4 separate regions of the Homo sapiens genome follow, and regions 1, 2 and 3 are each linked to region 4. Evidence: read pairs that join two places in POLR2A ChIA-PET (ENCODE). Cell type or tissue: Panc1. All regions are shown on one strand. Links, peaks and the distances in the headings refer to the core of each region. The heading gives the core; the rest is flanking DNA. Region 1 overlaps TBL1XR1 (TBL1X/Y related 1). Region 2 has its middle 17 kb from the start of LINC02015. Region 3 has its middle 73 kb from the start of LINC00578. Region 4 has its middle 6.3 kb from the start of LINC00578.

Region 1 (7,544 bases), core at 1,623-5,622, 290 kb before region 4:
AGACATGGCCCGGCATGGCATGGTGGCTTGCGCCTGTAATCCCAGCACTTTGGGAGGCCAAGACGGGGGATTGCTTGAGCCCAGGAATTCGAGACCAGCCTGGGCAACATGGCAAAACCTCATCTTTACAAAAAATACAAAAATCGTCAGGGCGTGGTGGTGTGTGCCTGTAGTCCCGGTTACTCGGGAGGCTGAGGCAGGAAGATCAACTGATTAAGCCCATGAGGTTGAGGCAGTGAGCTGTGCTCATACCACCACACTCCACTGGGTAACAGAACTCGAGACTCTGTCTCAAAATAAATACATGAATTAGTTAATTAATTAAAAATAAAATCAAACATTTTTTAAGAAGAGAGGCATGTCTGGGAACATTTACAGTCATAAATTAGCCAATTACAGTTCAAGGCAGACAAATGTATCTACTGCTCCTCCTTCCCAAGGCCCCACGCAAAATGAAGGGAAAAGATTTAAATTAAAATGAAATAAAAGGCCAGGGTCCTCGGCTCAGGCCTGTCATCCCAGCACTTTGGGAGGCTGAGACAGGTGGACTACTTGAGTCCAGGAGTTTGAGAACAGCCTGGGCAACATGGCAAAACCCCGACTCTACAGAAAAAAATAAAAATTAGCCATGAATGGTGGTGGTACCTGTACTCCTAGCTACTAGGGAGGCTAAGGTGGAAGGATCAACTGAGCCTGTGAGGTTGGGGCTGCAGTGAGCTGTGATCATACCACTGTACTCCAAACTGCATGACAGAGCAAGACCCTGTCTCAAAGATAAAATGAAACAACAGCACTGTTGCAAAGCGAGTAGATGTCACTGGATGATGATAAATTCTAAAGAATTTTGATCAGGTTGAAAGTAAAACAGACTGACAAAAAAACCCACGTTTAAGACATGAAAGGCTTTTCAAGGCCACACTAGAGAAGTTCCAAGTTATATACTAATCACAACTACAAGAAGGAAACAATGATGGTACTTCATCAGGGCACTGCATTACCCACATTCTGGACAGATGACCCCATCCTCTGACCCTGTGAACAGAGATGCTGATTGGTGGCAGCTTAAAGGTAAGGATAAAGCCAGAAAAGGAATCTCTATAAAAGGTGGGCATTCGCTGGGTGCAATGGCAAACACCTGCAATTTCGGCATTTTGAGAGGCCGAGGTGGGAGAACTGATTGAGCCCAGGAGTGTGAGGCCAGCCTGGGCAACATGGTATGACTCCATCTCCATAAAAAGTAAAAATTAGTTGGGGTGGTGGCACACTCCTGTGATCCCAGCTACTTGGGAGGCTGAGGTGAGAGGATCACTTGAGCCTCGAGGTTGAGGCTGGAGTGAGCCATGATCACATCACTGTACTCCCAGCCTGGGTGACAGAGCAAGACCCTGTCTGGGAGAAAAAAAAAGGGAGAGGGGGAAAGTGGGCATTGTTGCCAGGTAAGGCTTTCTGTGAGAGTAGCCAGGTTGGAGAGAGCAGTACAGCACAAAGATGAAGGCAACACTAGACCTCTAATGCTGAAAGAGAAATAAAAGGGGCTGGAAGCAAAAAGGGAGAAAAAGGAGGGAAAGAGGAAGGGATCTCTCACCATTTGAGTGAAATATACCAAAGCACTGCTCCTTGGAAGTACTGAAGACACCACAGTAACCCAAGAGAGCAGGGTACCATGTGCCTGCTGACTCCTCACCCATACTCCCTAGAAGGAGTACTGCTGGTCCATACCTGACCCCATTTCACAGAACCTGTCACCAAAACTACTATTCAAGAGAGAAGCCTCATAGAAAAAGAACCAATATACATACTGCAACAGAAACATACTTTAACTAACAATACTAACCAAGATGCACCAAAAATTTGCCAAAACCTAATAGTATAAAAGGTGCAAGAGGAACATACAGAAATCAGCGAACAGACAAACATATTTTAATTCTCATTAATATCCTCATAGGGACTCAAAAAACACACTGCAAGATTAAAAAACAAAATACGCCACATTTAAGAAAAAAACAAATAGCAATGGCTATTAAAAATTAGTAAAGCACTGGCCGGGTGTGGTGGCTCATGCCTGCAATCCCAGCACTTTGGGAGGCCGAGGCAGGCAGATCAGCTGAGGTCAGAAGTTCGAGACCAGCCTGGCCAACGTGGTGAAACCCTGTCTCTACTAAAAGAAAAAAGAGACAATACAAAAATTAGCTGAGAGTGCTGGCGCGCGCCTGTAGCTGCAGCTACTTGGGCGGCTGAGGCAGGAGAATCGCTTGAACTCAGGAAGTAGAGGTTGCAGTGAGCTGAGATCACACCACTGTACTCCAGCCTGGGTGACAAAGCAAGACTCCATCTCGGGGGGAAAAAAAAAAATTAAAGCATAAAAATCTCAACTGTGTAATAAAATGGGACATAACTAAACACCAAATTCATTTGCCTAGAATATAAACGTTTCCCAGAAAGTAAAGCAAAAAAACCCAAAAATATAGTTAAAAAAAAAAAGAAAAAGAAAATTTGACAATCTAGAGAGTCCAACATTTACTTACAACGTAAGACATGCAAAAGTGGAGAACAGAGAGAGATGGAAGGGGCAAGTTAAACTTTCCAAGAGCTGAAGAATGATTCAGTTGTCAAACTGAAAACACTCAACAGAGTAACATTAAAAACAAATTAAAAATACCTGTAGTAACTGGAGTCTCACCAGTAAAATTTCAGAATGCCAAGAAAGCTTCCAGAACAAAACCAGGATCACCTTAACACTCATCTTCTAATCAGAAGTAACAGGTGCTAGAAGACAATATAGCAGTGTCCACCAAGTTCTACAAGAAAAATACCTTGAAACAGCCAGGTGCGGTGGCTCACGCCTGCAATCCCAGCACTTTGGGAGGCCAAGGTGGACAGATCACCAGGTCAGGAGTTCGAGACCAGCCTGGCCAATATGATGAAACCACGTCTCTATTAAAAATACAAAAATTAGCTGGGCGTGGTGGCACACACCTGTAGTCCCAGGCACTCGGGAGGCTGAGGCAGAAGAATCGCTTGAACCCGGAGGCGGAAGTTGCAGTGAGCCAAGATGGAGCCACTGCACTCCAGCCTGGGTGACGGAGTGAGACTCCAACTCAAAAAAAGAAAAAAGTACCTTGAACGTATATTCCTATAACCCAAAGCTTCCCCAAATGCATGCTACCAACAGGTTACCAGGTGAGCAGCCAGAGGCCTTTGCTACAAGCAGTCTCATCCACCACACAAAGATTACCATTTTCTATCAATTTACGACATGAAAAAGCTTGAAAGCACTGCTGTCAAGTCAGATTTGCCACTGAGTCAAAATAAAGGCATTTTCAGACATTCAAGAACTGAAATTTTACTTATATGAAAAAACTGAAAAGGTAAAGTGGCAAAACAACAAAGAAAACACAACACGACCTGGAAGAAACAGTGGCAGCTGAGTATGAACCAGAAGTAACAAGTGAAAAAGAAAACAACAGTATACCCTTGTCACTGACAGTGGGAGATTCTCCTTTAATAACAAGTTAAATGACAGTATTATTTCCTTCCTCATAAATATAAGTAAATAATAGTCATAACAGTAATTGTTTTTCAATTTTAAAAATCATCCTACAGGAAAAAAGGAGGTTCAAAATCACGTAGTTGCAAACTCTAATCCTAGCTTGTCCAACCTGCATAAACATTCTTAAAACATTATGAGATTTTTTTGCGATTTTGTTTTCTAGCTCATCACCTATCATTAGTGTATATTATATATGGCCCAAGACAATTCTTCTTCTTCCATTGTGGCCCAGGGAAGCCAAATGACTGGACACCCCTGCTCTAATCCTTATCTTGTAAAAATAATAATATATTTAACTGGAAAAAGAAAATGTAAGGAAGAATAAATGCACTAATTTTCTCAAAGCTTTCAAATGAAATATGTCCCATAGTTAATACTGACTCTTTAGTATAATTTATCATTTAAAATAAAGCAAGCAAGAAATAAACAACTATTAACAGTGGCTGCCTCTAGAAAGCTTGGGGATGGGGGAAAAAGATCTTAGTTTTCTTCGTATCATTCTATCCTATTTGGAGATTCTGCTGCATGCATGCATTACTTTTAAATAATTTAAAAACTGATTTTGATTTCTAAAAAGTTATGGTAAGTCAGAATACCAGGTAGAAGTTAAGTAAGTCAGAATACCAAGTAGAAGTTAAGAACAAAATATATTTGTATTTACATGAATAATATTCACAATGCATTAGGTTATCAACAGAACAGTATGCATATGATCTCAAGTGTTATTAAACTACATATAAATCGTATTAAATATTTTTCACATATTTTTATATGCACCTGAAAGTGCATAAAAACACATTTGCAAGGTTACATATCGAAGTCTTAACAACAGCTGTATTTGGTGAATAGAATGAGCTCAAACTAAGAACTTTCAACATATCACTTTACAGTGTACATCTGTTCCATCTGGTTGGTTCACTCATTTTTACAATGTGTATGTATCGCATATAAAAGATAAACTGTTAGTGGACCAAAACAAAGCAGGATCTCAAAAGAGATACTTGTACACCCGTGTTCACAGCAGCACTATTCACAATAGCCGAAAGTCGGGAGCAACCAAAGTGTCCATCAACAGATAAACAAAACATGGTCTATATATACAGTGAAACATTAACCTTAAAAAGCAAGGAAATTCTGACACATGCTACAACATAGATGACTGTGAGGACGTTATGCTAAGTATATTAAGGTAGTTCATAAAAAGACAAACACTACATGATTCCACTTACATAAGGTACCTATAATACTCAAATTCATAAAGACAGAAAATAAGAATAGTGATTGCCAGTGGCTAGAGGCGAGAGGAATGAGAAGAAGTTGCTTAATGGGCACAGAGTTTCAGTTTTGCAGGATGAATACTGGAGACTGATTGTAGTGCAGGGTAGACAAGAGACAAAATTCAGGCTTAGCCCAGGAGGCTTCTTGGCTTCACCCAGGAAAGAATTCAGGGTGAACCAGTGGTGTTTGACAGCAATTTTAGTGGAAGCAGCAGCAGAAGTACTGCTCCTTGCAGAGCAGGGCTCCCCCATTAGCAGTATGACCAGAGGGCCAGCTCAGGAGCAGTTCTGTAGTCACATTTATACCTACTCTTAATTACACCTACTCTTAATTACACGCAAACTAAGGAACAGGTTCTGCAGAAATTTCTAGAAGTGGGGTAACGTCTAGGTTGTTGTCACGGAAAGGGACAGAAACTTTCAGGTGTTGCCATGGCAATGATAAACTAACATGACACTGGTGGGCATGTCTTTATGGAGAAGTGTTTTCATCTCTTCCCTGCTTCAGCTAGTCTTCACCTGGTGCAAAGTCCAAGCCCCAACTCTGGAGTCAAGTCCCGTCTCCTACCTCAGTAGGAATTTACTTAACACTATTGAACTATACATTTTTTAACAGTTAATATAGTAAATTTTTATGTCTATTTACGATTAAAATAAGTAAATTTAAGAAGCAAGTGAAATAAAAATTTAAAATAATAAATTTACAATAATAAATTAGTGGCATCAAGGGAAATACAGTCAATCCTCACCAATTCATGGATTTCACATTTATGAATTTGCCTGCTTGCACCAAAATTAATACTTGCAGCACTTTTGCAATCATATGTGGACATGCACAAAATGATGAAAAATTTGAGGTGCCCATTGTACACTTACCCACCTGAAGACAAAAAAAAGACAGCATTCTGCCTTGTTTCAGCCATCATATGGCAAACAAATGTCCTTTGGGTGGTCTATTTAGTGCCACGTTTTTGCATGTTTGTGCTTTCTGTTGGTCATTTCACTATTTAAAATAGCACTTGATCACTATGCTTAGGGCTATCTAGTATTGCTAAGTACAAAAAGGCTGCAGAGAAAATATGTGTGGGAAATAAGCTTTGTTCATATGAGTTTTAGTGCTGTTGACTCTAAATGCAATATTAATCAATCAACAATATATATTAGGAAGTTATCTTTAAACAGAAACACACAGTTACTATTGATCAGCTGACAAAAATGTTATGACCGAGGCCTACAGGAACCTAACCCTGCATATTCCCGTAGGAGCGATGCTCAGTATTTGCTAAGTCAGTGTTCAAGGCAACTATAAAGAACATAACTACAGTGAATGACAAAAATCAACTGTATCTACAAGTCAAAAAAAAAAGGGAAGGAATATTATAGGCAAAGATATTAATTTATGTCAACCACTTTAATGTGATTTTAAAACTTGTAAATGCTGTAAGTTTTTTACAGTACGTGAAGTGATGATGGGGCAGGGGGATATTTATTCCTAAATTTAAAATATTTATCAGCTAACCTTTGAAATTAAACTTTTTGTTATGTGTGAAAAGCACCTGGCTCAGTGCCTGTGCAAGTGAAAATTCAGTAAAATACTAGATTATATTTATCTCATTAAATTATTGTAACTACCATGTGAAGTAGGTAAATGAGCAAACTTTCAAGGTGATGGGAATCTGAGAATATTATCCAATTGTTTAGGTTTCAATTCAGTGAGGGTACAGCTAATTATATAAGATGGGTCTCTGATAGTTCATTCAGGCTCTAACAGAATTAAATTATCAACTGTGGTCATCTGCAATGAAGTGACTAAAGAAAACAACGCTTTGGGGAACAAGTGAGACTGGTAGAAATCTATGAAGGTCATGCCACAGATATACGAGGACAGTGGAGTGGGGATGACTGCTTCTAACAGTGTTGGAGTTAAGAAAGTGACATATTCAGGCCGGGCATGGTGGCTCATGCCTGTAATCCCAGCACTTTGGGAGGCAGGCGGATCACCTGAGGTAGGGAGTTTAAGACCAGCCTGACCAACATGGAGAAACCCCGTCTCTACTAAAAATACAAAATTAGCTGGGCATGGTGCTATATGCCTGTAATCCCAGCTACTCAGGAGGCTGGGGCACGAAAATCGCTTGAACCCCGGGAGGCGGAGGTTGGAGTGAGCTGAGATCACACCACTGCACTCCAGCCTGGGAAACAAGAGCAAAACTCCGTCTCAAAAAAAAACACAAAGTGACATATTCACAGCATAAATTTTTGACTCATGGCACTGACAAAGAAAGAGGCAGTTACTAAGTACAACATTAAAGAATCGTTCTCCATCTTAAGCCAAGGTTAGAAAACGTTTTTCTGTAAAGGGCCAGATAGTAATTCTTCCAAGGCCAAAGGTCTCTGTTGCAACTACTCAACTGTGTAGTTGTGAAGTGAAAGCAGCCATAACCTGGCCGGGCGCGGTGGCTCACGCCTGTAATCCCAGCACTTTGGGAGGCCAAGGCGGGTGGATCATGAGGTCAGGAGATCGAGACCATCCTGGCTAGCACAGTGAAACCCCATCTCTACTTTAGAAAAAAAAAAATTGGCTGGGTGTGGTAGCGGGTGCCTGTAGTTCCAGCTACTCAGAGGCTGAGGCAGGAGAATGGCGTGAACCCAGGAGGCGGAGCTTGCAGTGCGCCGAGATTGCACCACTGCACTCCAGCCTGGGCGACAGAGGGAGA
Region 2 (7,544 bases), core at 1,728-5,727, 360 kb after region 4:
TGCTTAAAATCTTTCAATTTGAGGATTCAAATACTTGCTTAAAATAGGGACCCTTTATGGAAATAAGAGAGGATTAGTATTCAGAGAAGAGAGTAAGAACTTAAGACTTGGTTTCCTGAGGTTACTTTAAGAAGTAGAATCTGGGCAAGAATCTGACTCCTAAGTCTTCATTTCTTTGATTGACCAACAAACCACATTGCCTATAATTGGGCACTACAGTGCTGGACCATTAAATAGGATGAAGACTAATATAAGAATGAGAAAATTAATATGTCTTGGAGTTCAAAAAATATATCAAATCCCTTCTATATTTGGAAACCTTTTCTCTCCCATGACATATAACATTATCTTATACTTCTAATGGTCTAGGCCACTTTCAATTTCTCATTTGTGAGGTCACAAATCAAATTTGAGATCTTCATTTGCATGACTAGGAAAACTACTTTCCCCTACTTCTGGCTTGCCCTTTGACTATCACTTCTTAGTTTGACTTGACTCATTTGCATATAAAAATACTCCATTTTAGATGAAAGCTTTGTTGTGTTTTATATTTTTCCATTCTGATGAGTTTCTATGCTCCCCTTTTTTCCAGTTCCCCACTAAGACTTGCCTTCTCTGTCTCTTTGGTAGACTTTCTTCATAGCTTTTGAGCTCCTGGCTGCCTCTTTGAGGATGGGGGTCTGTCTGCCAGAGGCGGCTTTCAGCCCCGTCTGCTTCTGAGAATAGAACTTCTCTTGGAGATCTTTTCTTTTCTATTTCTGCCTTATTCCAAACCAGTGTTTAACCCCTCTAAGGCTTTCTCCTTTTCATCAAATCAGCACAAGAGAGGAAATTCCTCTTCCCTGGAATTATTCAGTAGTGTCCCTAGATCCTATGTGGTCCCTCTCTAGACAGGATTTTTTGCTTACTTGTTTGCTTTTTGTTTTTTTAAGTCAAGGCCATTTTCTGAGATTTTTACATAAATTAAAACAACAACAACAACAATGCAGTTTTCTACCATACATCACAAAGAGGCCCAAAAGCCTAGGTTTTGATTGCTAGCAACCAGATCTTAAAATAATGTTGGTGTTTTACCCCCCTATAAGTTGAAGCACAAATGGTGGTTCTACCATTGAAAGTTCTCTGTATTGCATTCACAGTTAGGACTTTGCAGCATTTGAGTTTGACTCCTACTTAATACTTTACTTTCCCAGTCTTATTTGGCAAATATGGTTAATTAATAGCCTTACTTTAATGGGGAAGCAAAGTTTCTCCTCCTTAGGCTTTATTAAGAGACCAATTGAGAAAAGAACAAAGGAAAAGTCTGCCTCAGGCACAGAGAAATATAAAGGATAATGACATTCCTTTGAACATGTTAGGTGGACATTTTTCCAGCTCCTATTTTTTCCCAAATAGTACATCAGCTTTTAGTGTATAAGAAAACATTAAGTAGTATTGGAGACACTTCTATTTGGGCCAGATTTCTTTCTATAATAATAGTTGTAGGGCTTTCAAATAATTCAAATTGCATATGTTTCACTTTATAATATTTTCCCCTTTCCAAGTCATCTGCCCAATATAAGAGAAATATTTGGATAATATCGTCCTCTTCCTCTTCTTCTTCCCCCTCCTTTTTCTCTTCCTCTTCTATGGCAAATTTCTATGCAGGCATAATATGTCTGATATTTCTATGAGGAAGTATAAAAAGAATATTCATGTCAACTGTAAACTTTCCAACCTAAAATTCCATAGGATATTAAATAGAATAAACATAAAAAGATATAGAGAAAATAGTACTGTGTTGGGCAAAGATAGGATTATTCTTATTCTTGGCTTAGCCCATGATTTCACGTGTGAAAAGGTTGTTTATGGATTATCTGTTTAACAAATTTCTAAGAATTTTCCTAGACTAATCTATTATTTCAAAAAATAGCCATATAGTTTCACTTAGTGATCCCTGAGATTATGTCTTATATCAGTTTCCGAAAAAAGATAGATTGCATTAATTCTTGAAAAATTATCTTTTTGTTAGCATGAACTTTGTATTTCTGGTTTCTCTCTAGTCCCTCACTTTTCCTGAAAAAACTCTGGCTAAGCCATTCCCATTTACTACACAACTACCTTAATTACAATTTAGAGAACCGACTGTGGCTGGGTTGAATGCATCAAAAAATACGTCTTCTGGTGATGAATCCTATCATTTACTCTGAACCAACACAGCTATAAGCTTTGCTTTTCACCTTCCTAATTAACAAGGAAAAACAAGGTTGAATTGTTAAGATACTTCCTTGTGTTAAAGCTGCATCTCAAGTCTCCATAAACATAAAATGCTTTTCTACCAGTCAGGGTAGTTTTGTAGATTACAATGCTTCCTCATCTCAAGGAATCAATCTAAGAGTACTGATGCATTTCATCACTGACTGAGTAAAGTCAAATTTATTATCATATTCATAAGTGGTATCAACCCTGTCTTTATCCTTAGCATAATAATATCAGTTGCAACTTATTATACATTAGTGAATCATTCTCTTTTTTCTTTTAGCTCATTATATGGGGAGAATCCTATTAGAAGAGGCCCACATTTTAAAATATTAAATATACCATTGTTCCTTCTCTCTGAATTGCTTTCTTATTTCAGGCCTGAGGGCAAAGATAGGAGTTTTAGCTCATACCATTCTTTCACAAACTTTGACTTTCACTAACATGTGTTAAGAAACATTGCCTACTTGGAAAGAAGGCAAAAAGAGGGTGACATGTTCTTTCAATATCATATCAGACCTTTAACAGGCCTGTCCAAGTATTATTTAATTATTCAGGACAATATACCTCTGTTTGATTATATCTAACTATTGATTAAAAATCCATTTTCTGTGAAGTTGCATGTTTTCTGGTAAATTTTTATCTGGTAGAGATTCAAATGATTTCTGCCCAGTAGAAAAGATAACCCCAAAGGTTATGGTTTTATTGCTCTATAGGATATATTAACCAGTTTTGTACGTGATACCATCTTATTCAAATGTTTTTGCTCCCATGCCTATATAATTCCCCTGCTCTACTCCTTTGAATCAGCGTTACTGTCTAGCTGGTTCTCTTATTAATAAGTTAAATAAATATTTAACTCATGCTCATTGTGTATTTGTATACATTATGTTACATAACTTCTTGAAAATTATACTTTGACAAGTGCCTCTCAAATGCATATATATATATATATATATATATATATATTTATGTTGGTGTGAGAGTTTTTTTCTAAAAAGTAATCAGCCAGAGAAGCAATCACTAATTAGTTTAGACAAATGAAAATTCATTTAAATCTATTTTAGTATCCAACACTACCTCAAGGACATATAAATCTCATTATTTAAAATATTGACTTTCTAACAATATGTTAAGGAATTGTCTTGGGTTCAATGCAACAGATGGAAGATCCTTAAGGCATGCTACCCTTAGTAGTGCAATTAACAGAAACATAGTCAAGCAGTCACCTTTATCCAGTGAGCGTTTCAAAAGAATTTTGATTACCATGGCTTGCATGAGAAAATATAAATTCCCTTCAATTTCTTCAACAACAATTTTATCCATACTGGAATTGAATTCATTTTTTAAAACAAACAAATGGCAGTACCTTTCTGCTTAAACTGATTATCCACGTAAGCCTATGCAGCCCTTTGTCGTTACTGTTGCTGTTGTTTTAATTCCCCATGTGACTGGTTTGTTAAAAAAAAAAAAAATTAAATGTTTTGAGCAGGTGATACCTAATGAACAAATATTTACAAAGTCAAAAAATATAACAATGTATACAGTAAAAAATTTTGCTTTTACTGCTGTCCCCATCATGCTATCACCGCACTTTCCCTTACTGGAAGTATCCTTCCAGGTCTTATTTATGAAAATAATAGCACCTATGACTATATCCTTATTTGACTCTCATTTCTACACATAAAGAAGCAAGCTATGCACAACGCTTGGTACTTTATCATTTTACTAAGGTAAATGGATATATTGGCGGTCTATTCATAGCAGTACATAAAATACTTTCTCACATATATATTCTAAACACAATGTAGCCTTCCTTACCTTAGGTAACAAATGATAACTTTAGTAATGAAATCTCAGATGAACACATAAGGGTACCATTCAATGCACTAAACATTTAAAATACCATTGAATATTCTAGGTGCTTGAGGTACAAAATATAATAAGACCCTGATCTGATCTTCAAAAAACTCAACAAAAGCAATAGGGAAAAGAATGCTTATTCAATAAATGGTGCTGGGTAATTGGCTATCCGTATAAAGTGACAAAAGTGGACTCAAGATGGATTAAAAACTTAAATGTGAGACCTCAAACTATAAAAATCCTAGAAGAAAACCTAGGAAATACCATTCTTGATATCAGCCTTGGCAAAGAATTTATGGTTAAGTCCTCAAAAGCAATTGCAACAAAAACAAAAATTCACAAGTGGGACCTAATTAAACTAAAGAGCTTCTGCACAGCAAGAGAAACTATCAAGGGAGTAAACAGACAACCTACAGTGGAAAAAATATTTGCAAATTATGCACCCAACAAAGGTCTAATATCCAGAATCTATAAGGAACTTAAGCAAATCAAAAAGCAAATAATCCCATGAAAATGTGAGCAAAGAACATGAACAGACGCTTCTCAAAAAAATGATACACAAGTGGCCCAAAACATATGAAAAAATGCTCATCATCACTAGTCATCAGAGAAATGCAACTCAAAACCACAATGAGATAGTATCTCACACCAGTCAGAATGCCTTTTCTTTCTTTCTTTCTCTCTCTCTTTCTTTCTTTCTCTCTCTCTTTCTTTTCTTTCTTTCTTTTTTTTTTTTTTTTTTGAGACACAGTCTCGCTCTGTCACTCAGCCTGTAGTGCAGTGACAACAATCTCGGCTCACTACAACCTCTGCCTCCTGGGTTCAAGTGATTCTCCTGCCTCAGCCTTCTGAGTAGCTGGGACTACAGGCATGTGCCACCACGCCTGGTTCATTTTTTTACTTTTAGTAGAGATGGAGTTTTGCCATGTTAGCCAGGCTGGTCTCAAACTCCTGGCTTCAAGTGATCCACCCTTCTCAGCCTCCCAAAGTACTGGGATTACAGGTGTGAGTCACCACTCCTGGCAGCAAGACTATTCTTAAAAAGTCAGAAAATAGCAGATGGTGAGGCCATGGAGAAAAGGGGACACTTATACACTGTCAGTGGGAGTATAAATTAGCCCAACCACGGTAGACAGCAGTTTGGAGATTTCTCAAAGAAATACAAGTTGAACTACCATTCGAGCCAACAATCCCATTACTGGGTATATTCCCAAAGGAAAAGAAATTGTTCCACTACAATGACACACACACCTTATGTCCATCACAGGACTATTCACAATAGCAAAAACATGGAATCGACCCAAGTGCCCAAGAACAGTGAATTGGATAAAAAAAAAAAGTGGTACATATATACCATGAAACACTACACAGCCATAAAAAAGAAGGAAATCATGTCCTTTGCAGCAACATGGATGCAGCTGGAGGCTAAGTGAACTAACACAAAAACAGAAAACCAAATATGGCATGTTCTCACTTATACGTGGGAGGTAAGCATAGGGTACTCATGGATATAAAGATGGAAACTATAGACATTGGGGACTATTAGAGGGTGGAGAGAGGGAGGGGGACACAGGCTGAAAAACTACCTATCGGGTATTATGCTCACTACTTGGGTGATGGGGTCAGTCCTACCCTAAACCATAAACCTACATATGCACCCCTTGATTCTAAAATAAACATTGAAAAAGGAAAAAAAAAAAGGAGAAACTCACTCTCTTGTAATAGAATCAGATATAACTAAAGTGCAGAGTGGTCAGTGCTATAATAAAAGCATTTTTTAAATGCACTGAGGAGATAATCCAAAGAGTGATTAATTCTGCCCTGGGGAATGTGGGAGAGAAGAAGTCGAAAAGACAACAAAGCACTTTGGGAGGCCGAGGTGGGTGGATCACCTGAGGTCAGGAGTTCAAGACCAGCCTGGCCAACATGGCAAAACCCTGTCTCTACTAAAAATACAAAAATTAGCCAGGCATGGTGGCATGCGCCTGTAAAAGCAGCTACTCGAGACGCTGAGCCAGGAGAATCACTGGAACCCGGGAGGCGGAGGTTGCAGTGAGCTGAGACTGCACCATTGCACTCCAGCCTGGGCAAAAAGAGCAAAACTCCATCTCAAACAAAAACAAAAACAAACAACAACAACAAACATATAAAACCCCACCAAAATATCATGACATTTGAGCAGTGGGTCTTGAAATAATAATATGATGCATACCTGAGTCATTTCTTAGTCTAAATGGCGAGGCTCACAATTTTTTAAAGAAATTATTTGACTCTAATTATCCTTTTTAAACTTTCCTCCCATTAGTCTACCCTAGGATATCAGGATAAGTAATTTTGCACTCTCCTTGGTGTTCACATCTTTTAAGTGTTTATAGATTGTTTCATGCTTTATCATCAGTTTGCCAAGCCCACCTAGCTTAGTGCCTTTCAATTCTTCTCCTGTGCCAGCTGCCTTTCTTCCATTCATGAGTGCAGCCTGTTCCTGACTTTCCAGCCCACATGACGCTGCTATATATTCTGAAAACAGATGTTCAGAAGCAGCCCTTTTCTAAATCTGAATATAAACAATTCCCTGGTATAGGGTTTCCTACCTTTCCAATGATTCCTGCCAGCTTAGTTCATTTGCACATTTCATTCCCAATCTATTTATCCCAATGTAATAGCTTAGTCACCAAGCTCTCATGCTAAATAAGAGCTCTTCAAATGCCAACCTGAACTCCTCCCAGTATGACTTGCTATCCATTTATTTTCATTCGTTTACAGTCTATTCAACCTTTCAGCTGGCTTTTCAACCATGAGATAGTGTCCATATAGATGTCAATTTTTATTAAGCTCCTAACTAATTTTAAAGCACTACACAAGCTGTTTTTCTGAAGTTCTGTACATCTGCTACTCTGCACTCCCACGTTCCTTAATGGTGTAATTCTCTAGAAATGACCTATCAAATATGATGAAGCTCATTGCTCATGATCTGCATTTTATGCCTCTTCTTTTCTCTTCCTGACCCAGGTCTGTGTGCTGGGACCACAATGACACTTAGTGGTCAGGCTAGAATGTTGGCTGGCCTAACGAGCCACTGTTATTCTTCACCAACTGTGGTGACTCCGTGGGGCACAATATTTTTAAAACTCTCTTTCCCCAAGATTCTCACCAGCCTAGAAATTGGCTGGCGTTCTGCTATTATTCTCATCTGAGAGCAATCAGTGAAGAGGTTTCAAGTACAGAGGCACAGTACATCACCTCCTTGAACTGCCAGCTTTGATTTAAGGACGAGAAAATCTTGAGCAGCCAAACAGAGCTCAAGGTTGAATTGTTTTACAAAAGTCTGACAATTTTGCCCAAATGCATCAATTTCTTTGATAGCATCAAATGATATTAACATGGCACACTATTTAAATTACAACCCCCAATATTCCTGACCTCCTTTTTCTGCTTTTTCTATT
Region 3 (7,544 bases), core at 1,496-5,495, 66 kb before region 4:
TTGTTGTTGTTTGGAAGAAGATAGTTCAAAGCGGGCTGGGCGTGGTGTCTCACACCTGTAATCCTAGCACTTTGGGAGGCCAAGGTGGGCAGATCACATGAGGTCAGGAGTTTGAGATAAGCCTGGCCAACATGGTGAAACCCTGTCTCTACTAAAAATACAAAAAAATTAGTCAGGGGTGGTGGTGCACGCCTGTAGTCCCAGCTACGTGGGAGGCTGAGGCAGGAGAATCACTTGAACCCGGGAGGTGGAGGTTGCAGTGAGCTGAGATTGTGCCACTGCACCCCAGCCTGGGCAACAGAGTGAGACTCCGTCTCACAATAAACAAACAAACAAATAAACAAAAGAAAATAGTTCAAAGGAAGCCACAAACTTTTTTTTTTTTTTTGAGACAGAGTCTCGCTCTGTCACCTAGGCTGGAGTGCAGTGGTATGATCTCGGCTCACTGCAACCTCCGCCTCCCGGGTTCAAGCAATTCTACCTCAGCCTCCAGAGTAGCTGGGACTACAGGCATGCGCCATCACGCCCGGCTAATTTTTGTATTGTTAGTACAGACGGGGTTTCACCGTGTTAGCCAGGATGGTCTTGATCTCCTGACCTCGTGATCTGCATGCCTTGGCCTCCCAAAGTGCTGGGATTACAGGCGTGAGCCACGGCACCCAGCCTAAGCCACGAATTTCTAAAGGAGATAGCTGGTAATCCAGCGTGCCCTTTTGTTTTTCTTTTTCTTTTTTCTTTTTTTTTTTCTTTTGAGACGGAGTCTTGCTCTGTCACCCAGGCTGGAGTGCAGTGGCGCAATCTCGGCTCACTGCAAGCTCAGCCTCCAGGGTTCACGCCATTCTCCTGCCTCAGCGTCCTGAGTAGCTGGGACTACAGGTGCCCGCCACCACACCTGGCTAACTTTTTGTATTTTTAGTAGAGACGGGGTTTCATCGCGTTAGCCAGGAGGGTCTCCATCTCCGGACCTCATGATCCGCCTACCTCGGCCTCCCAAAGTGCAGGGATTACAGGCGTGAGCCACTGGGCCCGGCCCGCCCTTTTGTTCTTTACTTGTATTTTCTTCTTTGTAGTTCTGGGGCTTTGCAAGAATTTCCAATATGAGCTAAAGCAGCCTCTGGAGGGTAAGCCGGTCTTCCGTGCTCCTGGCTATTTAATCTGTTCTCACCAATGAGAATACTGAGGGCTTTAAGCAGTCAGTTCCGGCTGGGGGCAGTGGCTCAGGCCTGTAATCCCAGCACTTTGGGAGGCTGAGGTGGGTGAATCACCCAAGGTCAGGAGTTCGAGACCAGCCTGACCAACATGGAGAAGCCCCATCTCTACTAAAAATACCAAATTAGCCGGGCATGGTGGCAGGCGCCTGTCATCCCAGCTACTTGGGAGGCTGAGGCGGGAGAATCGCTTGAACCTGGGAGGCGGAGGTTGCGGTGAGCCAAGATCGCGCCATTGCACTCCAGCCTGGATGACAGAGCGAGACTCTGTCTCAAAAAAAAAAAAAAAAAAGTTTCATTCTGGAGTCACCTTAGGGATTTGGGCTCCATTTTAGGGTGTACCTGAGAAATTCAGTCTAGGACACTTAAAATAATTTTAAATCAAATGTATTCTCTTAGATGGTGATTGGAGAGGATGAGATCACTGGAGGCTGTATACAAAGAGAAGAGAGACAGAAAACAAAACCCAGGGATCATATTAAACTAATACTTAAAAGGATCATCAGCAAAAGAGATTGGGAAGAAATAGCCAGAGAAGAAGACAGAAAACCAGGAATTTTTTGTTTGTTTGTTTGCTTTTTTTTTTTATTTTTTGCAAGGATGTTAAGGGTAGTAAGAGAATTCAACAGTGTGAAAACAGCTAACAGATCACAGAAATAAACCGTTGGTTCTGGCCTAAGGGGATGAGTAGCTGTCTTGGCAAGAGCAGTTTCTGGAGAGAAGTAGCAGGTGGGAAACTACAGTGGGTGAGAAGAAAGTGGGTGGTGTGGCCAAGGAGGCAGTTATTGGAGACAACCATTTATTTATTTATTTATGTTTGTTTGTTTGTTTTTTGAGACAGAGTTTCACTCTTGTTGCCCAGGCTGGAGTGCAGTGGCGCGATCTCGGCTCACTGCAACCTCCACCTCCCGGGTTCAAGCGATTCTCCTGCCTCAGCCTCCCAAGTAGCTGGGGTTACAGGCATTCACCACCACGCCCAGCTAATTTTTTTGTATTTTTAGTAGAGATGGGGTATCTCCATGTTGGTCAGGTTGGTCTTGAACTCCCGACTCCAGGTGATCCGCCTGCCTCAGCCTCCCAGAGTGCTAGGATTACAGGAGTGAGCCACCGTGCCTGGCCAACACAACCTTTTAATAAAGATTGCATTGTGTTGGAGGCATATATAGGTATATATGAAGACGGGCACTGCGTCAGCATACTAATAATGCGGATGATGGCAAGGAGCCAGCAGAGAGGGAGAGCTTTCAGCTGTGAAGAGAACAAGGACAAATAATAGTGGAAAGTGGGAGAAAATGTCAGAAAGGTTGCAATCTAGAGGGGAGTAAAATTTATGATGCATTGAAAGTCTCCCCCACTTCCTTTTACATGAGGATGAGAGAATAGAATGTGGAAACGAATATGTCTCCATCATCGCACTCACAGGGTGGTTTTCTGTTTAATTTGCTCACTAGTTTTCGAGCTATTGCAGGGGCACTTCACATATTTAGCTCTGTATTTCCACTTTTTTTTTTTTTTTTTAGATGGAGTCTCACTCTGTTGCCCAGGCTGGAGTGAAGTGGCATGATCTCTGCTCACTGCAGCCTCCGCCTTCCGGGTTTATGTGATTCTGCCTTCTCAGCCTCCTGAGTAGCTAGGCTATAGGCATGCACCACCACACCCGGTTAATTTTTTTGTAATTTTAATAGAGATGGAGTTTCACCATGTTGGCCAGGCTAGTCTGGAACTCCTGATCTCAGGCGATCTGCCCACCTCAGCCTCCCAAAGTGCTGGAATTACAGGCATGAGCTACCGCGCCTGGCCTGTATTTCCACTTCTTTTTGTTTGTCTGTTTGTTTGTTTGTTTGTTTTGAGACAAAGTCTCACTCTTGTCCCCCAGGCTGGAGTGCGATGGTGCTATCTCGGCTCACTGCAACCTCCGCCTCCCGGGTTCAAGTGATTCACCTGCCTTGGCCTCTCTGAGTAGCTGGGATTACAGGTTCCTGCCACCAGGCCCAGCTAATTTTTGTATTTTTAGTAGAGATAGGGTTTCCCCATGTTGGCCAGGCTGGTCCAGAACTTCTGACCTCAGATGATCCACCAGCCTTGGCCTCCCAAAGTGTTGGGATTACGGGCGTGAGCCACTGTGCCCGGTATTTCCACTTCTTAACTCAACTTCTGCACTTAGTAGGCATTATGATTAGTGAGTATAATTTTAGTATTTATTGATGCAATCAAAGTTATTTTTTTAAAAACAAAAGGGTAGAGCATTAGGCTCCACTTTTTTTTTTTTTTTTTTTTTTTGAGACAGAGTCTTGCTGTTGTTGCCCAGGCTAGAGTGCAGTGGCACAATCTTGGCTCACTGCACCCTCCACCTCCTGAGTTCAAGCAATTCTCCTGCCTCAGCCTCCCAAGTAGCTGGGATTACAGGCGCCCACCACCAGGCCCAGCTAATTTTTTTGTATTTTTAGTAGAGACGGGGTTTCACCATGTTGGCCAGGCTAGTCTTGAACTCCTGACCTCGTGATCTGTTCACCTCAGCCTCCCAAAGTGCTGAGATTACAGGCGTGAGCCACCGTGCCCCGCCTAGGCTCCATTTGTAAGACAAACAACGACAACAACAACAACAAAAACAACCCACCGTGGGCCAGGCTCGGTGGCTCACGCCTGTAATCCCAGCACTTTGGTAGGCTGAGGCGGGTGGATCACGAGTCAGGAGATCGAGACCGTCCTGGCTAACATGGTGAAACCCCATCTCTACTAAAAATACAAAAAATTAGCCAGGCATGGTGGCGGGCGCCTGTAGTCCCAGCTACTCGGGAGGCTGAGGTGGGAGAATGGCATGAACCCAGGAGGCAGAGCTTGCAGTGAGCCGAGATTGCGCCACTGCACTCCAGCCTGGGCGACAGAGTGAGACTCCGACTCAAAAAAAAAAACAAAACAAAAACAAAAACAAAACCCACCAAACAAACCCCCAAAACAAAAAAACAAAAAAACCAACCCATGACAGAGGATGAAAGATAAAGGAGAGCAGTTCCTACCAAGTTTCAAGCCTGGCTGCTAATTTCTCCATATGCATGACAGTCAATCAATCATCAATCAATCAGGAAACAACCCAGGTGCATTATTAAGTGGCTTCACTTTTCAGGTCAGCTGTGCTGGGTTGGCTGCATACAAACATGATTTTAAATTTCTTATTTCCACAGAGAAATTCAAAGACCTACAGTTTATGTATTCAGAATCCTCATGATGTAGACACACTACTCAAAATACATTGTAGAGATATTAAGAAATACAAGTCACAAGACCAATACAAAATATTAGATGTTCTCCCCCAAATTCTTTAGCTTGGGATTTGTTTTTGTTTGCCACGTAGCTTTACTATTGCAGAACAGTTTTGTGATGTGCCTCTTCTTCTAGGACGTGGATTTGTTAAGAATCTGCCGCAGTAAGAATATAGGCAGCTATATAAACTGTCCAAGTGAGAACTCCCTTGGTCCAAAAGATTGTCAGCTGTTTTAATTGAATCCATTTATTAGCCTGTCTCATCAGCACATGCTCCTAAGATTGTGTACAAGAATATGAATACATATCCAGGGCTAGACAATTCATGATTTTGTTATTAAAAGAAAGTCACTGGTAGAATTCCATCCATAAATATTTGACTAGAATTACAGAGGGACTGGCAGGCTGCATTCATTCAAATTGGCTTTACTGGTCAACTTTTCAGTTGAAGCCTGTGAGACATTTGCCAAAAAATGAGTGAAAAATCAAGCTCTATCCCAAAGTGTAACTTGGAAGTATCCTAACTATTTGTAGGGCAGGTCTTTAGCTGGTAACCCGACCTGGTCAATTCCTTTCTAAAATAGCCCCTGCATCTGTCTCATTTTCTTCATTACTTCTATTACCAGCTGATCCAAGCCTTTATATCTCACCAAGCAGTTACTGCAACAGTTGCCAACTGGTCCCTGTGCTTCCAGGCTCTCCCAACTTCAATTCAAACTCTGTCAAGGGGACGTTTTTTTAGATCACCACTCCCCCTTGTTCATTTCTTTGTTTAAAAATCTAAGTGCAAATTCTGGTATATTGTGATTAACGCTTAAGAATGCCTGTCTTTGAGAGGAAGGTGTTATAATATTAATGAACAGTGCTAAATACACTGTACGTATCTATAATTTAATCTTTGAATGTATGTTACTGGATTAGCTCCCTCCTCCTTCTGTGTGATGGCATCATGCATGGAGTCAATCAAATCCTTGTGATGTTTTGCATGGACTTTGGCAACATGTAAATAATGTGTAAAGCAAGTTTTTATGATGAAGGAATCAAATTTATTGAATTTTATTATTGAAAGTTGAAACTTAACATGTATGGACAAAAAACAATAAAAGAATATACTCTTTTCATGGACAACAACAACAACAAAACTACGTGCCTCGATATTGTTTACTGAATCAAGTAGAGATTTTATTTTGAAGCAAGATTATTTATTAGCATAACTAAGACCATATGCCTTGATTAAAAGTAACATAAAAAGTAGAGAGACTAGGTTCTTTCTAGGAAATGTCAAGGAAGAAAGGCATTAAAGAACTGTGAGAAATGAAAAAGACTGTAGTTCAAACCAGGGTCATCCAGGGCCTGGTGCTTATATGACTGTGGGAAGGCCTTTTTAAAAAAAAAATTAGAAAGTACATACATACAAAATTAGATGTAGGTCTTGGAAGGAATCAGGGCTTAGGCTTTATTAGCTTAGTAGTAAATCTACCTCTGGGTCAAACAAACATGGCCTAATAACTGAGTTTATTTGTTTTGAATATTCATATTTGGATCAAAGTGATACAATCATGTGGTATCAACTCAAATTGTGCAGAAAAGTTTATAACAAGATTCTCTGGTCCCCCACCCTCCTCATCCTTAGTTCCAGCCCCAGAGACAACCTATTTTAGCTTTATCTTTCCTTTGGTGTTTATCACAAAAGGTTTAGTAATATATGCTCATAATTTTTTTATGATTAATCAAATTTAAATAGTACCTATTGACTCATTGCTATGGCATATGAGGATTTATCTTATTTTATGCCACCTCCTCTCAATGTTTGGTAGTAATTATTATTGCTTTTATTATTGTTTAGTAGCTTAGTCTAGTAACTAGCTTTAATTTTAGTTTTGTGTAATTTAGAAATTGCTCCATGATCTAATTCCACTGTCATTCAATGTGTAGCATTTCTGCTGGTTTCTTTTGTTGCTTCCCTTGCACACTAGATTCATAGTGCCCCTCTCTTCCAGCCCCACCCCCTTTGCCTATTGAAGTCCTTTCCATCCTTCAAAGCCCAGATCAATTCTTACCTCATCCATAAATCTCAGCTGTTCCAATAGACTTTGTTATCTCTCTTTGAATGCTTCTCACTTGACTTCTGCAACACGCAATTTAGCACTTAATTATAAAGCTTATTGTTTGTTTTTGAGCCCAGCCGCCTCCCCCTCCCTGGAGCCAGTCACTATATCTGTTGCAAGGCTGGCTCTCAATAAGTGTTTATTGAACTGAATCATTCTGTTCTCTGTTTCAGATTTGTGAGTCTTACCTGCCTCACTAGATTATAAATGCCACATATTCTTGCATTTTCCCATAGTGTAAAACATAGAGTAGGTACTCAATAATAAAAATTGTTGAATAATTCTGATCTTTTGCTTCATCCACATTATCTTGTAGCATTTCTCCTGCATTTACTGGAAGGTAGGAGAGGGTAAGTGAAAGCATACTATTTAGTTTTAACTCTGGGCCATATTTTTAAAAATATATTTTATCTACCTTTTCTTCGTGAGCGTAATTCTTTTTCCTCATTCACTCACTGAGTTCCCAAGAAGGTTGTTAAATATGGCTTAAAAATTATCCTTCAAGGCAGTTTTTGTGTGCAGAAAAGATTACTGAGTTTTTTCGCTTTAAAAATTAATAATCAATTAATTAATGTTACAAATCCACACATGTAGTTCTTTTTAAGCTTTTAAGTTCAGTTTATAAATCTTATTTTTCTGTTTATAAATCGAGCAAATTTTAACAATCATTTTTAAAGCAGCCTTTGACTAATATTTGGTCCTTTTCACAAACTTAAATAAACAGCCTGGAACACTTTAAATTTCATTTATGATTTAAATGTGCTTGATTTTCCTTTTATAGACTTTAGTTGCTTGCTTTAGCTAACAGACCTTTTCTAAGTATTTAAATAACTGTTGTAAATCTAACAAATCAAATTCAGCTATGGGAACACTAAAATCTCTTAAATCTTCCAATATTATATCATTAAAATTGTGTAAATCTAAACTCTAAATCAATAACTCAATCATATATTTTAAGGTGGAATTA
Region 4 (7,544 bases), core at 1,250-5,249:
TGTGTTTTGTCAAAGACATGCCTGGTATCTATTGTTTTTATTATTTCCAGCTGTCCTAATTATTTCTCTCATTTGATTTTAATTCAGCTTTCAAAGAGGAGCTGGCTTGCCAGGTGGTTACTATTTTTTCTAAACTCTTTCAGCTCTAATTAAAAAAGACGTCCAAAGAAAGTCATTATTTCAGCATTTACTTGTAACATATTTATGACCCCATTGAAGAGGGAGTCACGTGTTCTCAGGCTGATTTCTATTGTTTGCACTGCACTCAGGCTCAAGGAGATAAGAAATAGGCACAGCCTTCGGAATGAGTGTGAATTTCTTCTTAAAGGAAAAAAAAAGCTGCTTTCTTCACTGGAAAGAAATAAAACGTTGTAATAAGGCAAATGTCGCATATAAATACCCTTAAAAAAGTAGTCCAAATTAAGATTCATTGCTGCTTAAACTTTTAGTTTTCATGAGCTAGGTTTATTTGTGTTAGATTTTAATAACTGAAATACTAAAGTTGGTGAAAAAGGATATAAAAGGCTGGATCTAGGGACAAAGGGGAACATGAGGCCAAGTTCAGCTCCTTAGGGTTTGTTGGGCCATTTATTGATTTATTTATCTTTGGGAAGTGAAACAAATAAGTAAATTTTCTCATTATTAATTAACAGGTCAATTATCATCTGCTCTGCAGTTTCCTTTGGGAGAGGCAGAGCCCTGCATTCACAGATGTTTTCCCATCTTTACTCCATCAACCTTCTCCCCAACTTGCCTCATTGCCGAAGGGTAATCTCAGTCCCATCTGGATCTATCCTCTTCACCCTTGCCATGTGCCCCCGATGCCTCTTCACTAACTTCCTTGGCTATCCTGTCACATCTAGGCACCACCACCTTTCACTCCTCCTAATGTCTTTTTTTTTTTTTTTTTTTTTGTGAGACAGAGTCTTGCTCTGTTGCCCAGACTGGAGTGCAGTGGTACAATCTTTGCTCACTGCAACTTTCGCCTCCCAGGTTCAAGCAATTCTCATGCCTCAGCCTCCCGGGTAGCTGGGACTATGGGCATGCACTATCATGCCTGGCTAATTTTTGTATTTTAGTAGAGACTGGGTTTCACCATGTTGCCCAGGCTGGTCTTGAACTCCTGAGTTCAGGCAATCCACCTGCTTCGGCCTCCCAAAGTGCAGGGATTACAGGCCTGAGCCACCACACCTGGCCACTCCTCCTAATTTCAAGTCTGATTGCTCAGTGGTGAAGGAGACACAAATGTTACTACAGACAGTCCCAGGCTCACAATGGTTCAACTTCACAATATTTTCGACTTAGGATGGGTTTATCAGGATGGAACCCCATAGTAAGTAGAGGAACATCTGTACCTTGAAAGTTGGACTTATGGGGTCTCCCAGAGGCCTTGGTATACTCAAATATTTCACAATATAGTCAGCAGCCTGTGCTGCCCCAGGGAGGGTGGGCTCCCGTATAGGCATCTGCATTGCTCCCGTTAACTTCGTTAGAAGCATCTACCAATTTGTGCTGAGCACATGAAAGAGCTGGTGAAATTCCTTGATGCTCTCAGCCTGCTTTAATGCACACGTATTAAAATTACTTAGCAACAGGGAATCATGTCAAGATGGAGGCCCGCTGAGCCATGGTGTTATTTTTTTGTAAAATGGGGGCTCTGAGAGATGGGGCGGATGTGAGGGTTCAATAGTATATGTTTCAAAGCAGGCTTCAATAGATAGAAGATCCTGTCCCTTCCACCCCCAGGTAGGTATTCCAACCTCAAATTATTTCTCTAGGGTAGGTCAGTGGAAAGTGTGGGTAGAGTCCTTGGGTATTGTAGTGTTGTTACTTGAGGCTATATGTGTCCCTGCTAGACTCATCCTTGCAAATGGAAGTCACGACTTACGAATAACTTCCAAAGTGTTCTAGGAATGCTTGGGCTAAGACAGTCATTTAAACTTTTAAAAAAGAAACCTAGACTGAGCGCGGTGGCTCACGCCTGTAATCTCAGCACTTTGGGAGGCTGAGGCGGGCAGATCATGAGGTCAAGAGATCAAGACCATCCTGGCCAACATGGTGAAATCCCGTCTCTACTAAAAATACAAAAATTAGCTGGGTGTGGTGGTGCACACCTGTAATCCCAGCTGCTCGGGAGGCTGAGGCAGGAGAATCACTTGAACCCAGAAGGTGGAAGTTATAGTGAACAGAGATGGTGCCACTGCACTTCAGCCTGGTGATAGAGTGAGACTCTGTCTCAAAAAAAAAAAAAGAAACCTAAGGCTAGAATTATGGACATGACCTTTTCCCTCTCTTTGAGGAATAGGAGGATAGTTTCTGGAAGAAAGAGCTCAATGCATAAAAACAGTCCTGCACTCAGAATTGTAAAATGTGTGTTTGAACTGGTTCTAGATGTAGTTTTAAATATTAGCCCTGACACAAGTCGAGTACCATTTTTGTCCTTTCACACAGAAAAACACCCAGGCTTATCTGATTCAGGCTCAGCACAGCCACGTGTGCCCAGGCACATCCATGCTTCCCATCAGTCATAGCCAGCGGCAGGCTGCTCCCCTCGTGAGCAGTGGCCCAGGCCAACCACCTCACCTGCTTCCTTTGCTCCACTGTGACCAAGAATGTCTCCATCCTGATTTCTAGGACTCCTCCTTAACCCAGGACTGAGAATCCTACCTGCCCTCCCTTAGCGAGCACCCAGCTAGTGGTTGAGGAGGAGATTAGAGGCAGGTGGTGGTTTCTTGTTGTTCACTTGTAGGAGGACTCGGATTCTCGCTATACTGAACTGGGCACCTCAAAAACTCCATCTCCCTGGCTCCCCAACTCCTGTCATTTGGAAGCAAAGGTCTAATTACCAGAATCTCCAGGTTTCTGGAACTGCCATCCAGAAATGATTCTGGGAGAATATCTTTGTAGCACAGCCTAGATAGAAATAATCGTCTAATCTTGGATTTACATAAAAAGATAATTTTGTACTCCATTGCAATTTCTAAAATAATTTTTAAAAACTGTGCACTTAAAGCTATTTTTTGCATATGTACGTGATAATGGATATGAGGACCTTTACTTAATGCTGTTTTAGGCATATGTGTGTGGTAACAGTACAATGGCTTTTGTGAATAAATTAAAATGTAATTATTTGCTAATAACCTAGAGCAGCTTTCTCACCTCGGGCTTTTCACCCTTTTGTGCCAGCTTAACTTCTGCTCCTCTTCCGGTCCCTTCCTCAAGGAGGCCTTCCCTTACTCTCTGGGCCAGGTGACTTCCCTCTGCCGTGCTTATTATTATTATTATTATTATTATTATTACCTGAGACACAGTCTCGCTCTGTCACCTAGGCTATAGTGCAGTCATGCGATCTCGGCTCACTGCAATCTCCGCCTCCCGGGTTCACGCCATTCTCCTGGCTTAGCCTCCTGAGTAGTGGGGACTACAGGCGCCCCCCATCAAGCCCGGCTAATTTTTTGTATTTTTAGTAAAGACTGGGTTTCGTCATGTTGGCCAGGCTGATCTGGAACTCCTGACCTCAGGTGATCCACCTGCCTCTGCCTCCCAAAGTGCTGGGATCACAGACGTGAGCCACTGCACCTGGCCATGTGCTTATTATTTTAATTTTTACTAATTATTATTAAAGACTTATTAGTGTCAAAGAAGCAGCCAAGAGGCTCCGGGATCATATGGCACACATTTGAGTCTTGGCTGTGTCTCTTATTTGCTTTGTGATGTTGGGTAATTTGTTTCAGTTTTCTGTGTCTCACTTTCCCTACATATAAAATAAAGTAATGAAAGTATATACCTGTAGAGTTGTAGCAAGAACTAAATAAAAAATACTCCAGAAAAATTCACACAGAGCCCGGCACATAGAATACTTCCATAAATGCAAACTATAAAATGTCCTTATTGCCCACTAGACTGAACTGTAAGCTTCATGAGAGGAGGCTTTATGTTTGTCTTGCTCATGACTCTGAAGGGCTGAGAGCCTACTGCTTACTGATTGCTTAAATGATGACTAAAAGAAACACCTTTTCTTGCACTTACCTGGGTCCCTAGACTTCCAGAAATCAAATTTGTTGAGTGAATCTCAACAAGAAGCTATCTAAGGTTGGAAGCTTAATTTAGTCTTATTATTAGTTTTACTCTTTTGTTATTATTTTTATTAATATATTAATGCATCTTTAATATCTTTAAGATAACATCTCGTATCATACCTTTATCATAACTTTCCTGCCCCCTCCCCAGAATCTTATTGATATGTTGTATAAAAGGAATAGTGGCCAGGTGCAGTGGCTCATGCCTGTAATCCCAACACTTTGGGAGGCCAACATAGGTGGATCACTTGAGGTCAGGAGTTCCAGACCAGCTTGGCCAACACTTGGCCAACATGGGGAAACTCTGTCTCTACTAAAAATACAAAAATTAGCTGGGCGTGGTAGTGCGTTCCTGTAATCCCAGCTACTTGGGAGGCTGACGCAGGAGAATCGCTTGAACCTGGGGGCGGAGGTTGTAAGGTTGCAGTGAGCCAGGATGGCACCACTGCACTCCAGCCTGGGCGACAGAGCGAGACTCTGTCTCAAAAAAAAAAAAAAAAAAAAAGAAAAGAAAAGAAAAGAAAATATCTTCAGGAGTTCGAGACCAGCATGTCTAACATAGCAAAATCCCGTCTCAACTAAAAATACTAATATTAGCTGGGCATGGTGGCATCCTAGCTACTCAAGAGGCTGAAGCAGGAGAGTTGCTTGAGCCTGGGAGGTGGAGGTTGCAGTGAGCTGAGATCGCACCACTGCACTCCAGCCTGGGCAATAGGATGAGACTCCAACTCAAAAAAAAAAGAAAAAGTAAAAGAAAAAGAAAATAGATAACACATTATTAATCAAAGTTTATAGTTTACATTAGGGTTCACCTTTGGTATTTATTCTATGGATTTGACAAAAGTATAGTACCATGTATCTTCCATTATAAATACAAAGTTGCATTTCTTTTTCTACTTCTTGGTTCATATCACTCTTAAGAAGTAGTCAGAGCTCTTCCTGGTCACAGCTCTTGAGCCCAATATACCATCTGCCTCCTCCTCCTATTTTAGCCATCTCAAATCTTTTATAGACTCACAGCCTCAAATGTGTTGGCACTGAATAGGACCTTAGGGATCCAAGGCCAGCTCCATCATTTTACAGATGAGAAAATTGAGCCTCAGAAAGGGAAGTAATTGCCCAGCATCCGGAGCTAGTTAATGGAAGGGCTGAGACCAGACCACTGGACTCTTAATTGAGCTCTCCTGCCAATATGCCACACCCCCATTGCTTTGCATTGACATCACTCAACTTTTTAAAAATTTTCTTTAACACATTATAGATCTTCTTTTACTAGAGAACATTAACATTTCCTTTAAGAGATGTTAAACTGACCAGGTTTTCTTGCTTTCTTTTTCTTCTTTTTTCTTACTTAGGGAATCTATTTAGGTTACTCTTTGGGTCTGAATCGGGTCTGTAGAACTGAATTGCTTGGTGAAGTTAGGCCAATATTCAGCTAGAAAATAACCCACATAAGTTGTGCAGTGTTCTGCTCAGACAGTTAGCAATGATGCCCCAAATTCCCAAATCATACAGGGAGCATTGAGATCCAACATTTAGCCTTTCTAAAATGAATTTTAGATAGTCTTTTCCTGGAACAGTCTCTTAAGGATTGCTTTGATAGTTATATGGAAAAAAAGATACAATGCTACTGATTTAAATAGAAGACAGATTAAGAATCTGAAGTGTCATTATATCTTTTAGCAGGCAAACTCACAAATGGAGTAAGTTTCGAAATAGAATTTGCTGATTGAAATGAGTGAGAAACATTTATAACTTTAGTATCAGAGAATGCTCTGGTATAAAAACCTAGGCTATCTTTTAGGGAAGTTACATGTTTCCGCCTTGAGCAGGGTCATCCAACCTCTTCCAAGGCCACATGGTGGCTGATCAGAAGGGACAGGTCATTTCCAGCTCACTCACACATTATACCAAGAAGACATTACATTTATTCATCAACTAAAAATCACTAATAACATGTTATTAAAAAATAGCAATGAAACCCCAAGCAATAAGAAAAAGCGATCTTTGTGTTCAAAGCTTAAGACATGATAAAAGTCATAAATTGCTAAACTTATGTAATATCCATTAAAAAAATTATCTAACTGTCACAGCAGAGACCAATTTTTCACCACGCAAAATGTGACATCATCTCTAAAGGCCCCTGCTACGAGAGGCATTTGCCAGTATTGTGGGTGTATTCTTAAAGGCTAATTAAAAACTTTCAGCCCTTAGGTTTCAACACTACAGTTTTGCTACAGCAAAGTGAGATAGGGAAACTTAAGTCTGATGGGCTATGCCAGATGCCAAGGGGCAAAGTTCCAGGCTCTCTTATAATCCAATTGACACATGCAATATTTATTACAGAGCAGCAGGAGTTCATGATTTCATCAATAGGCTGGCAGATTAGATGATTTTTTTTCAATTGAATAACTGGTCTACAATAATGGAATTCTATATCAGGTGTGGAATAAGCCAGTGGTCTGTTCTTTTATACCTCCAGTTAGTGCAGTAAACAAGGTGCCAGAATGGCGTGCTGTACGGGATGGAAAGAACATGCCCTTTTAATGGTTTCCAATAGTGGTTTTGATAGTTACTTGAGATCATAAAGCAAACATTAAAAGGGCTACCTTTGCCAGATTTCGTGTGCTTGGGTGACGAGAATGTATAGCTATGGCAAAAAAAAAAAAAAATTAAGGCAGCTATAAGGGGGTGGCTCTGTTTCTTTCTTCAGAGTAATGTTAACATTTTCTCCATATTTCCTGAATAATTTGCCCTTAACAAGCTAGGAATGTTGATTCCTACACATACAATTGGAGTGGATGCTGTGTATAAATTCAGGATGCTCTGGTACCTTCAGGTTCTCCCAAAAATCAGGGGAGATACTAAAAATATTTAACTGCTAGTAAGATACAAAATGACCAATCGAATTGGATCCCGGCCAGGATGCTTTACCTGCAGGCAGAATGTAAGCCCTGCCAGGCCTTCTGTTGAGACATCTTGGGATTTGGCGGTTTTCATCTCTGAACCCACCGATGTCGGGAGGATGCTCAGATGACTCCGAATCTGGGAATTGCCCCAGAGTTGCATGTTCATTTCCTGCATATTTTTGTGTTATGGGTTAAAAAAGCATGAACAGCATGGCATTTTAGTAAGAACTCTGGATGAAATGACCACAACAGTTTGCATTCATGTCCCAACTCTGCTACTTGCCAACCGCATGACTGTGAACAGTACACATGCTCTCCCACTTAACTATAGAATGAAGGAATTGGATGAAAATTCTCCTTTGCTCCACAGTTCATTTCAGCTTCACACTCATGCCTGCTTGGAGATAATTAATAAAACCTTCCAGCTTTCTGGCTTGTGAAAGTGCATAGTCTCCTGCCAGTGGAAATTTCTGATTGTTATGCAGTGTCACCCCAGAGATGTACTTGCTTTACCTTCACGAGATCCATATTTCTGCTGGGTGAGTACTATTAGCTA

Evidence for each region. Peaks named below come from ENCODE experiments on the same cell type or tissue, not always from the same donor. Only the 100,000 strongest peaks of a DNase experiment are listed, where the experiment ranks them.
Region 1: POLR2A ChIA-PET joins it to region 4 with 6 read pairs; 3 of 35 experiments call an interaction of 5 or more read pairs at or near these places.
Region 2: POLR2A ChIA-PET joins it to region 4 with 5 read pairs; 4 of 35 experiments call an interaction of 5 or more read pairs at or near these places.
Region 3: POLR2A ChIA-PET joins it to region 4 with 8 read pairs; 11 of 35 experiments call an interaction of 5 or more read pairs at or near these places.

What each region holds. Positions count from the first base shown.
Region 1 is chr3:177,137,200-177,144,743 of GRCh38, forward strand. The region is part of intron 1 of TBL1XR1 (TBL1X/Y related 1); the gene reads right to left. Among named protein-coding and RNA genes, the nearest start is that of TBL1XR1, 57 kb to the right of the region's middle. RefSeq lists a silencer at 7,342-7,544. In Panc1, for the core only: no CTCF peak of the experiment used is centred there; no DNase peak of the experiment used is centred there; H3K27ac peaks cover 1,758 bases.
Region 2 is chr3:177,795,630-177,803,173 of GRCh38, forward strand. No RefSeq gene overlaps it. Among named protein-coding and RNA genes, the nearest start is that of LINC02015, 17 kb to the right of the region's middle. In Panc1, for the core only: no CTCF peak of the experiment used is centred there; no DNase peak of the experiment used is centred there; H3K27ac peaks cover 424 bases.
Region 3 is chr3:177,365,519-177,373,062 of GRCh38, forward strand. No RefSeq gene overlaps it. Among named protein-coding and RNA genes, the nearest start is that of LINC00578, 73 kb to the right of the region's middle. RefSeq lists an enhancer at 327-828. In Panc1, for the core only: no CTCF peak of the experiment used is centred there; no DNase peak of the experiment used is centred there; H3K27ac peaks cover 1,779 bases.
Region 4 is chr3:177,431,803-177,439,346 of GRCh38, forward strand. No RefSeq gene overlaps it. Among named protein-coding and RNA genes, the nearest start is that of LINC00578, 6.3 kb to the right of the region's middle. In Panc1, for the core only: no CTCF peak of the experiment used is centred there; no DNase peak of the experiment used is centred there; H3K27ac peaks cover 275 bases.